Regions from separate parts of the Mus musculus genome. Here region 2 is linked to region 1. A link is a loop called in an ENCODE intact Hi-C map of the cell type or tissue named here. Cell type or tissue: left cerebral cortex. All regions are shown on one strand. Each heading gives the region's core, and the rest is flanking DNA. Links, peaks and the distances in the headings are about the cores only.

Evidence for each region. A loop is a pair of places that touch in the nucleus more often than their neighbours do. Peaks named below come from ENCODE experiments on the same cell type or tissue, not always from the same donor. Only the 100,000 strongest peaks of a DNase experiment are listed, where the experiment ranks them.
Region 2: a loop joins it to region 1, with 4 times the contacts of the local background. A loop is called at or near these places in 6 of 42 quality-filtered maps.

The regions. Positions count from the first base shown.
Region 1 is chr1:86,357,324-86,363,200 of GRCm38, forward strand. It overlaps Ncl (nucleolin), which reads right to left and starts at 2,132. Exons shown (of 14, transcript NM_010880.3): 1 at 1,883-2,132; 2 at 784-900; 3 at 1-129. The coding sequence starts at 1,900. It overlaps C130036L24Rik (RIKEN cDNA C130036L24 gene), which reads left to right and starts at 2,261. Exons shown (of 2, transcript NR_015507.3): 1 at 2,261-2,684. In left cerebral cortex, for the core only: a CTCF peak has its summit at 2,343; DNase peaks (open chromatin) are centred at 1,767 and 2,192; H3K4me3 peaks cover 2,566 bases; H3K27ac peaks cover 1,548 bases.
Region 2 is chr1:86,091,347-86,097,223 of GRCm38, forward strand. It overlaps Psmd1 (proteasome (prosome, macropain) 26S subunit, non-ATPase, 1), which reads left to right. Exons shown (of 25, transcript NM_027357.2): 15 at 657-752; 16 at 2,930-2,994. Among named protein-coding and RNA genes, the nearest start is that of Gm22786, 7.0 kb to the left of the region's middle. In left cerebral cortex, for the core only: CTCF peaks have their summits at 1,373 and 2,596 (motif pointing right); no DNase peak of the experiment used is centred there.

The DNA of each region.
Region 1 (5,877 bases), core at 237-5,236:
CTTTTTGCCTGGGGTCACAGCTGCTTTCTTAGCTGGTGTGGGAACTGCAGCCTTTTTTGTTTGTGAAACAACCACCTTCTTTGCTGGGGTTGTGGTAGCCTTTTTGCCTTTTTTCTGAGGGATGACAACCTTGAAAGCAAACAAATCATAAGCATTCCTTTATACCCAATGCTACATTAAGAGACTAACTTTGAGCACAAGAAAATGGACATTAGATAGGCTTAAAAAAAAAAAAACAAACAACCAAGAACTGGAGAGATGACTCAAAAGTTAAGCACATGTGTTACTCTTGTAACATGTAACATTCACATGTGGCTTTAACTCCAGTTCCAGGGGATCCAAGTACATTCTAGTATGAGGGTACCAAGCATGCTTAATGGGTGCGCGCACACACAAAGATAAACATTAAACCCTGAAATAAGGAGACATGGCTTTCAATACTTTAAAAAAAAAAAAACTGGACTCAGCACCTGAGCTTTTCTAAGAAATCTGATTGAGCATGACCATAACAACGGTCTTGAGACAAGGTTTCACTATGTACTACTCCCTGCTTGCCTGGAACTCAAAATTCTGCCTGTTTCTGTCCCCTGTTTTGCCGACTGTCTTGCAGAAGGAAGGAAGGAAGGAAGGAAGGAAGGAAGGAAGGGAGGGAGGGAGGGAGGGAGGGAGGGAGGGAGGGAGGGAGGAAGGGGCTTGCCATTCAACCATTTACTACATATCCTGTATTTCTAAGACTTCCAGACATTCAATTCCACCGGTTTATTGCTGCAAATAGCTTCTTACCTCCTCTTCTCCACTGCTGTCATCTTCATCTTCTGACATTTCTTCATCTTCACTATCCTCTTCCACCTCCTTTGGAGGAGGAGCCATTTTCTTGGCCTCACCGTGGGTTTTGCCAGCCTACAAACGCACACAAAAATTGCACGCATTTTCAGTCACTTTGCCTTTGGCCACCACCTTTTTCTTACTAAAGGACACAAGCATAAAGACTTCTTCTTGGCCAGGCATGGCATTCTCCTGGCAGTTTTTTCTGCGAACCGCGCATAATTTTTTTTTCCTTCTCACAGATAACTGAGCAGACAGAACTCTACACCAAGAAACAGCCACAGGTTATAAAGTCTCCTAGTCGTGGCCATCTATTTTCTGGCATCTTCCACAAAAAAAAAAAAAAAAAAAAAAAAAAAACCCAGTTAAAGGGATCCCTTTAAGTTATTTGCTGGGGAAGGGGGTATCTCGAAATCACCTCTTAAAGCAGCACCACGTAACCCAACTGCTTCCCACTTTCTCTCGCTTCCAGCCCCACCACGTGGAGTCACCACGCCGCCACCTCAGGGGTCCACCACGTGTCCATCCCGGTCACCGGCAGAGACAGCAGATCGCCGGGCCACCCATCCATCCCCACGCTGCCGTCCCCCTTTCCGGGGTACTACAGACACTCCCCCACTGCCCCGGGTCGCGCGACACGTGCGGGGCTCCGCAGAGCACGTGGCGGGCCGCGCACCAGAGCACGTGCGCGGGGAGGCGGGGCCCCGGGACCGCTCGCCGCCTAAGGTTGGCCCTCTCTTCCCACGCCGTGCCCCTATCCGCTCTCAGCTCCTCCGATCTCTCCTCACACCGTCCCCTCCCGCCCGCTACATCCGAACCCTCGATATCGCCCTCCCGGAAACCTGCCTCCGCTCTTCTCATCCCCCTAAGTCAGAGGGCAAGCACCGCGAGACCTCCCGCTAGTCGCGCGAGACTTTCCCCCCCAGCATGGCGCCCTCGAACGCGCCCGGGATTGCGCGCAAGCCCTCCTCCCCTCCGCGACGGACGGGCGGGCGCGCGCGCGTCCCTCCGAAAGCAGGGGCCTAGTCGTCCGCGTCGGCGCGCCAAGGCCTCTTACCTTTGCGAGCTTCACCATGGTGGCGGATTACGGCGGCGGCGCGTGTGGAGAGCGAGCAGCTCGGAAGAGCTCAGCGGAAGCCACACGAAAGCGACTGCAGTAGCGGGTACCGACGACTCTGGAGCACGTACAACCGCCTGCCAGCTACAGCTAGCGTCTGAGGCAAAAGACTGAGCCTGCCCAGTAATCGCCTCTGGAAAGGCGACGAAGGGGGTCCTCGTGACTTCGGCTCCACCAACCAGAGCTCGCGTCCGTCCCCGGAGCCAACCGCGAGCCTTAACGCGGGGCAGCGTGAGGCGGGCCTAAGGCTTGACGAGGGCGGGGCTCTTAGGGGCGGGGCCTGACGTCTGCTCCTGAGGGCGGGACTCGTTTGGGCCCAGGCGGACGTTGACTGGTCAGTGTGCGGGTCCTTTGAATGCTCCTGAGCGCCGGGCTCTCCCCACGCCTGCGCAGTGGGACGGGCGAGTTTGGCGCGGCTTGTGTGTGAGGCGCGGGTAGGTGGCGGCGTGGCCCGGATTCCCTCAGGTGTTCCGAGGCAGCATGGGCGGCGATGCTCAGGTGGTCTGGGCGTTTCTCGGTGCTTTCCCCCGCGCCGCGTGGTCCTGCTGAAGAACGCCGGAAGGCCTAGGGTTCCCTCGGGCTGATGAGCGGGCCTCGGCCTGTTCTCCGCGGAGTCGCGAACGGCTTCTTGGCTATGATGCGAGTCCCCGCTTTCCTGAGAGCTCCTAATAAAAGCAGTTGTGCGTGTGTGTGTGTACGAGCAGTGCACAAGCGATCCATGTAATGTCGGTGACCTCTCGCGGTAGGTATAACTCCAGGTTCAGAGAGGTGACTTCCTGGTGTGGTGGGGAGAAGTACTCGGCCCGCCTGTGACCACGCTCACAGGTTCCCTCCATGGCGGGGGGAACGAGAGAGTTGTCTGGCGTTGCTTTAAATGGATTGCAACCAACTGGTTCCAAGCATAGCACACAGGCGCCCTTCATCAGCTAACAACATCCACTAGAAATGACCTGTGGAGTTTTCGTCCGGAGTTGAGATAGGACTTTATTCTTTACTGTCCTAGAGCACACATGTAGACCATGTTAGCCTCGACCTGTATCGGCACGCCTGGCCCGACCTAGGAGATGTTATTTTATGAGACAGGTTTTCTCTGTGTATTCCTGGCTGCCCTGGGACTCACGCTGTAGTCCAGGCTGGCCTTGAACTCAGAGATCCCCCTGCCTCCCTAGTGCTGTGATTAAAGTCATATGCCATCATACCTGACTTCAACCTCGGGAGATTTTAATGCGAGTGGGATGTGTTGAGTCCCCAAGTTTTTTTATCTGAACTCGGGCCTTTGGAGATAAGTAGAAATAGTCACTGTGTGATGCTTACTTACTACGGCCTTCCCAACGCGGTGGAGGGCAGCCACAGCTACACACCAGTGCGCTCTTGTCAGGGCAGGAGATGGCGAACCCGAGTTGTGGTGTGGGGGCATTGTCTTTATAGCGAGACCGGTCACACCTTGTACTGTATATTATGGAACCAAGGGAGACTCTTGGGTAGAGAGGTAGGAAGGGTGGTGTGAGGAAGACTCTAGATATTTCCAAGCAGAGCAAGCTAAAGGCATTCGGGAGGAGACAAGAAGATGAGCTGTGAGTGTGAAATGACTTGGGTGACATGGCTTCCTTTGTCAATCCAATCTATCTGTATGGGCTATCCTCAGCCCTCTGGTGTACAGTGCCACTAAGAGACCTCTGCTTGCACCCAAGGTTAGTTACACTCTCAGATATCAGCTGCCTAGTACTTTTCTTGGCCATTTATTGTTCATTTGCCCCTTCCCCAGACAGCACAGACTGTTGTCTGCTTTATTCTTGGTACCTAAAGCATTGCCTGGCATATGATAGTGTTGGAAATTACTTGCTAACTGGAGTGAACAGAAGTTTGAGTGCACCAGCAGCAGGGACAGCTTGCAGGATTTGGTGTTTCTGTGGAATCAACACCTAATCCATGTGTGATGCTTATACAAATTATAATTGAATATAACCATATCATATTGGATCCCCAATATCCCTGTAGAAAGCATGGGGTGGCAGCATATAACTAACAACTCCAGCACTGGGGGTTACAGGGAGCAAGGACAGGAGGATCCCTGGCATCTGCTAACCAGCCTGTCTAGCCATGAAAGGTGACCCTGCTCAAAAAAATAAGATAGAGGTGGTGTGAGGATGTTAGTGCCTGTCTGGTATGCACAAAACCAAGATCAGTAACTGTCCAGTTATTATACAAATAGAGCCAAGTACCAGGTTCTATTTCAGCTCTTTAGAAATTTTAAATTAATAAATGTATTCAAAATAGACTAAAAGCATCGCTGCTCACAGACATGAGGGCAAAGAGCAGCAGTTCTCAACGTGTGGGTCTCAACCCCTTTGAGGTCAATACCCTTTTATAGGGGTCATATATCAGATATCCTGCATACATTGCAATTCACAGCAGCAAAATTAGTTATGAAGTAGCAATAAAACATTTTATGGTTGGGGGTCACCACCACATGAGAAACTGTATTAAAGGGTCACAGTCTTATGAAGGCTGAGAACCACTGGCATTGAGTTAACTTGGCCAGTTACAGAGCTAATAGGAGATTGGATGTGTATGTATGTGGGGGGAGGTATGCCTGAGTTCAAATGTAGAGGCAACAGGTTAATCCGGGGTGTCTTTTTCTATCACTACCTTTTTTTTTTTTTTTAACAATCTCATGTATCCCAGAGTGTCCTTGAACTTCTGATTCTTTTGCCTCTCCCAAGTGCTTGTATTTCAAGCGTGTGCTACTACTTATGGTTTATGTTGCTCCGGAGATTAATCTTGACTTTGTGCATGCCAGGCAGGCACTAACCAACTTCCCCAGCCCTTCTCTACCTTATGTTTTGAGCAGGATCTCTTACTGAATCTCACCTTTTATGGTTAGATAGGCTGGGAAGCATATGCCAGAGATCTTCCTGTTTCTGCCCCCCCACCCCCCAACCCTACCCCAAGTACTGGGGTTACAGTTTTTGTGCTGCCCACCTCATGCTCTTTACAGGGATATCAGGGATCTGAACTTGAGTCCTCATACTTTCAATGTAAGCACTTTATCTGCAGAGTCATCTGGCAAAGAATAACAAAATCTCTAAGTCAGTTCCCCACGTTAAAGGTCCTACTGTTTATTTAAATGTGCTTCTCTCTTAGTTGTAGCATCTGATAACACAACTCAGCCATTTTTTTTTCTTTCTGACATGGTCTTGTTAGGTAGCCCAGGTTGGCTTGGTCTACTGATGGTTTTCTCTGTCAACTTGACAGAAGCTAGAGTCATCAGAGAGAAAGGATCCTCTACTGAGGAAATGCCTCCCTGAGATCCAGCTGTAAAGAATTTCCTCAATTAGTGATCAGTGTGGGTTGTGCCATCCCTGGGCAGGGTTCTATAATTAAGGCACCTGGAAATTGTGTTTCTGCCTCTGCCTTCTGACCATTGGAATTCAGGTGTGTTTCTCTGCACCTGGATTTCAGCAAGAACTAATTGAAAAAATCAGTTATAAATATACCACATAAGGTACAAAAAAAAAAAAGTTAGGCATGGTAGCTCATACCTATAATCACAGCATTTGAAAGGATAATGCAGGAGGATTATCATGAATTTGAAGCCTGAATTAACAACCTGAGTGACTGAGTTCCAGACAAGATCCTATATGAATGAATGAGTGAGTGAGAGAGAGATTCAAAACAACCAAGCACAGTAACATATGTCTGTAATCCCAGTGATCCTGAAGAATTTCTAGTACAGAGCCAACCTGGTCTAAACCACAAGACCTTGTATCGAAGAAGGAAAAAGAGAAACACCCTGCCCCATCCTTCTAGTTTCTTTGTCTAAATAGTAAGGATAATAGTACCATCATTTGTGTGTAGTGGGTATTACAGAAGATGACAATTTTTTATTTTGAGGACACATGCCCTGGGAGAAAATGACTGTTAGGCCCGTAGCA
Region 2 (5,877 bases), core at 549-5,548, 270 kb before region 1:
GAAGGGAACAGGGAGGAGGTAGTGACAACTGGCTCCTAGCACGAGGTCATTTGGCCTGTCAGAGTTGGAGATTGTGAAGGGCTTTTTCTCAAGGTATGGTCTCTGACAGTTTACAAAGTCAGTTCTAGGACAGCCAGGGCTACACAGAGAAACCCTGTCTTGAAAAACCAAAAATAAGAAAAAAAGAAAGAATATGGAAATATTACCTGTCTTATTTGGTTTTTATTTCCAAAGTGGGAGTTGATTTCATATAGCTGGTTCTATTGATAGTAACTTGACTTCCCAGAAAATATAAGGCAGGATAGAAATAATTGCAGAGACTGTTAGAACAATTCCTTCTTTATTGAGGGTTCATTTTTCCCATTCACTTTGAGCATTATCATTAATAAATGAATTATTTTAAAGTTTATGATTTCTCCATTAAAGGAGCCTGTCTATTATTCAATAAGTTATTATTTTGGTTTATTGCTATTTGGGGGTGGGGTGGAGTGAGATGTTTGTGTTCAGAGTGGGGTTTACTGTATTTCCCAGGCTTTTCTGTAACAACTGGACTCAGACCTCCCAGTTGAGCCTCCAGGAAGTTAGGACTACAGGCTTGCTTCACAGTGCCCAGCAGCAGTCACTTTTGAGGAATAATGGGAATTATTCTTTCTTAGGACCCAATTCTTAGAAGATCTGGAATGTATACTGTAGCCATGGCTTATTGTGGCTCTGGTAACAACAAAGCCATTCGGCGCCTGCTACATGTTGCTGTAAGTACTCTAATCTTTTTCAGGAGGGAAGGGGAAGTTTGCAGGTGGACAGTATAGATGTCTTAGTTAGGGTTTCATTGCGTGAAGGGTCACCATGACCACAGCAGCTCTTATAAAAGACAACATTTAATTGGGGCTGGCTTACAGTTTTAGAGGTTTAGTCCATTGTCTTTATGGTGGGAAGCTTGGCAGCATTCAGGCGAGCATGGTGCTAGAGACAGAGCTCAGAATTAGAGTTCTACATCTTAATCTGCAGGCAGCAAGGAGAGACTGTACTACTCTGGCATAGCTTGAGCATCAGAGAACCCCAAGCCCACCTCCCACAGTGGCACACTTCCTCCAACAAGGCCACACTTCCTAAGGATGCTACCTGCTATGGGCCAGGCATTCAAACACATGAGTCTGTGGGAGCATACCTATTCAAACCACCACAAAGAGGTATAGGTTATGTACATTGTATATATGACCATCATATATACATTTATATGTATGACCATTGTCAGTGGTCTCAAGTTCAGATTCTTATTCATTGGACACAGAAGTCCATAATTCAGCGGTCGGTTTTTAGAATGAAATAGAACAGTACTATGTCAGCATGCATAGTCTTCAAAATCAGTCAAGTGTAATTTCTGAAACTACCCCAAGGGGCATTCTTGTTTGTAAGAGACAAGATCAGGTGAGAATATTTGATCATCCTAAGATAGGCATATCAAGAAACCACGTTTTCTAGCCAGTGAAATTAACTTTAGTCCCACTGACAGGAACATGGTCTATTTCAAGAAATCTGCACAGAAAGCCTGATGCCCATGCTTTCCAGCAGGCTTTTTCACAGTCTTTTTGATTTCATAGTTTAGTGAGAATGTTGCCAGTTCAAGTAGTTTTCATTCCACATATAACTTAGTGAATTCCTATCACAATGGGAAAAGGAAAAATAACATCACTTCCAGTGTAGAAAGGTTTGAAATTGATGCTTACCTCTTCTTTCAAGAGACACACTTGTCTCACATTATTGATTAGAGTTTGTGCATGGTCATTGTCTTAGTTAGGGTTTTATTGCTATGAAGAGACATCATGGCAATAGCAACTCTTATAAAGGAAAGCTTTTAATTGTGGCTGGCTTACAATTTCAGAGGATTAGTCCGTTATCATCATGGCAGGGAGCATGGCGGCATGCAGGCAGATACGGTGCTGGAAAGGGAGCTGAGAGTTCTCTCTTGCAGGCAGCATTGAGAAAGAGTGACACTGCACCTGGCTTGGCCTTCTCAAACCCCAAAGCCCAACCCCAGTGACATACTTCTTCTGACAAGGCCACACTTCCCAATAGTGCCACTCTCTATGAGCCTATGGGGACCATTTTCACTCAAACCACCACAGTCAGCATAGTATAGTAGGAATTATATTGTGACCATTTGTATTTTCCTTCGTCTTAGAGCATATTGTATGGAAACAACATTGAAGAAATGTTTGATATTCCTTATAACTCTTAGAACTCATGAAAGCTGCAACTGAATTATTCTTAAGTAGTTCTGAACCTTAAATTTCACCATGCTACAAAGGCATCTAAGAAGCTTCAAAGTAGAATTCTATAATTTTTTTCCCCTAAGTTAAGGAAAGGAGGGTTTTGTGGTTGTTTTTATTTTTATTTTTTGAGGCAGGATCTCACTATGTAACCCTGGCTGGTTTTGAACTTCATATGAAGATAATATTTACCTCAAGTTCACAGAGATGCACCTCCTTCTGCTTTCTTAGTGCTGGGATTAACGGTGTGCCAGGAAAACTTTTTTTTTTTTAATTTATTATATATATATAAGTACACTGTAGCTCTCTTCAGACTCACCAGAAGAGGGCGTCAGATCTCATTACAGATGGTTGTGAGCCACCATGTGGTTAATGGGATTTGAACTCAGGACCTCTGGAAGAGCAGTCAGTGCTCCTAACCGCTGAGCCATCTCTCCAGCCCCCAGGAAAGACTTTTAAAAATCTACATGTATCATTATTTTTTAAGTTTATTTACTGTATATACTTAAGTTATATAGTTTATTTTGATATACATTGTAAGGAAAAAGACTTAATGAAGAAATACTATTAAATAAAGCCTAATTTATATTTAATGATGGGGAGTTTGTATCAGCTTATTAATGAAATGTGTGTTCTAATCACCCTAAATTTCCCCCTAGGTAAGTGATGTCAATGATGATGTCAGAAGAGCAGCAGTGGAGTCACTTGGCTTCATTTTGTTCAGGTAATAATTTCTAACTGTGGATTCTGTTCGTCTTCGGATTCTTAAATAGAAACTAAAATACTTAACCATGTCAAAGTTCAGAGCAAGGACGATAGGGTTAGTTCTGTGTGTCTGAGCTATGTTGTGGGTTGAGAAGTAAATACGTTTTTCTGTTCAGTTTTCCTTTGCTTGTTTTAACTTTTTACCCCTGTATTTCCTGTGGTTCCTACATGTGCTAAATCTCCGGTTTCAGCAGTAGGTGTCACCTATGAGCCATCTTTTGTTAATAAACTCCTCATAGCATGACCTTCCGATGGTGCGAGTGAGTCAGATGAGTTCTGTGCTGGCCCCAGTGTTAGCCAGGCTGGTCTGTGCTCAAGTGGTTCTCCTGCCTCAGCTTCCTAAGTAGCCGAGGTTGTGTGTATGTACCCTGCATGGGGCAAATGATTCTCTGAGCGTCTTATGAGTTGTTTTCCAAAATATGTCCTTGAAGAAGTGAGGGCTAGGAATTATTGAGAGACTGTCTTGCCAAAATCTGTATGATGAGGAAAGTTAAATGTGGTCAGTTACTTTAAGTGACTAGAGTTAAAGAAGTTCTTCAAGTTTTTCTCTGTTTATTATTTTTAAAGGTGAAAGGAACTTAGAAATCAATAAGTGTTCTTTTTAAATGTTTTGTTACACACATTTGTTTGTGTGTATATGTATGTATGTGGACGTGTATGTACCATAGCACACATGTGGATGCGAGAGAAAAACTTGTGAGAGTCAATTCTCTTTCCACCATGTAGGTTCCCAGAGATCAAGTCGTCAGGCTTGGCGTTAAAGTGCCTTTACCTACTGAGCCATGTCATTGGCCTATATTGTGTATATATTTTTAAGCTAAGGTTATCAAGTTTCACAGTACTTAGCAAAGTTCCAATTGCTGTGGATCTAAATGATGAGCCTTAGATTCCTGACAGTCTGAGATAGATGAATCCAGGTTTCTCTGCCATGTGCTTCTCAGAGCTGTCTTCCTTGAATACTATTACTCTCAAACTTCCTTGTTACCCTTAACACTTGAGAAGTATGTGTCCTGTTATCTAAAGTCCTATGTGTTTTCCCGTATGACATTTACTTTCAAGTATATGATTGATTGATTGATTGATTTATTGGTTTTTCGAGACAGGGTTTCTCTGTGTAGCCCTGGCTGTCCTGGAGCTCACTTTGTAGACCAGGCTGGCCTCGAACTCAGAAATCCACCTGCCTCTGCCTCCCAAGTGCTGGGATTAAAGGTGTGCGCCACCACGTCTAGTCATTTATTTGATTTTTTAAAAAAATTTTATGTGTATAAACCTTTTACCTACATGTATGTATATACATCACATGTATGCAGTGCCCACGGAGACTAGAAACAGGCATCAGATCCCCTGGATCTGTACGTACAGGCAGTTGTGAGCTACTGTTGTGATTGCTGGAAATGGAGCCTAAGTCTTCTGCAAAGCACCGATGCTCTTAGCTGCTGAACCATCCTTCCAGAATCCTCCATTTTGTCATTTCCATTTTCCCAGTAGGCTCACGTTTTGGCTTTTGAGACAGGTTCTTGCTCCGGGTTGGCTTATAACTCATTGTGATTTTGTAACTCAAGATAGCTTTAAACTCATAGCCATGCTGCCTCAGCCTCCCAGTACTAGGAGTACAGGCGTGTGCTCTGCTCTCTAGACACCACTCTTTAGATGACCCTGCAATAGCTAAAAAATGTATTTCTCCTTGATTTTTAAAAAACATTTTAAATACTGCTTATTGGACATAAATACCAAAAACATTTATTCATTTTTTTCTTAAATGAAATTATCTTTGTGTAAAGTTCTTATCTGAATTATTCTCTTTATTCACAAGCTAGATCATGAGGTTATGCTACTTTTATTCTTTCTTCAGATCTGTAGGCCATTAATTTCTTTATAATGGTTATGATCAGTAATAAAAATAGGACTTGGGATGTAGCTCCATGGTAGAGCAGTTTTCTACCATCTGCGAGACCCTGAGCTTGATCCTCAGCACTATCAGAAGACAAAATCACAAACACACACAGGTTTAGGAGAGTTGACAGACACCTTGGCAGTACGTGCCTGTAATCCCAGCCTCAAGAGGATCATAAGTTTAAGGCCAACCATGGCGACATCTATTGAGGGGCCCTTTTTTTTTTCTTTTAATGTGTGTGATGTTTTGCCTGCATGTACATCTGTATACTACTTTGTTATCACCACCAGATCCCTTGGAACTGGAGTTAGAGTTGTAAGTGCTGGCAATCAAACCTGTAAGATTGTCTAGTGCCCTTAATCACTGAATAATCTCTCTGGTCCCGTCAAATTATAAATTTCTTTAAAGTATTCATAAAATAGAAATTACAGTTAAATACTAGTGGTAAAAATTTGAAACTTGTCCCTTTTCTTTTTGGGGGGTGGGGGTGGGGTTTTTGAGGCAGGGTTTCTCTGTGTAGCCCTGACTGTTCTGGAACTTACTTTTGTAGACCAGGCTGGCCTCAAACTCAGAAATCCGCCTGCCTTTGCCTCCCAAGTGCTGGGATTAAAGGCATGCGCCACCACCGCCCAGCTCCCTTTTCTTAAATAGTTGATATTAATGTTATATTTCAATCAGTAAACTATTCTAGAAATGCTAAAATGATCTCATTAGCTATAGACAAGGTTGAGGATTCTGTTTAAGTAATAGTGATGCTAGTTTATGGGTTCTGTAATTATTTTTGTAGACATGCATATATTTTTGAGCGGTAATAGAAATCTGTGAACAGTATCAAGCATGTTAGGTATTTGGAAGTATTACTGATAACTATATGATTAGAACTTATGAAACAGTTGTACATGTTTCCTGGTGCATAAAGTACAGTATAGAGTTTTGAATATTATCAGT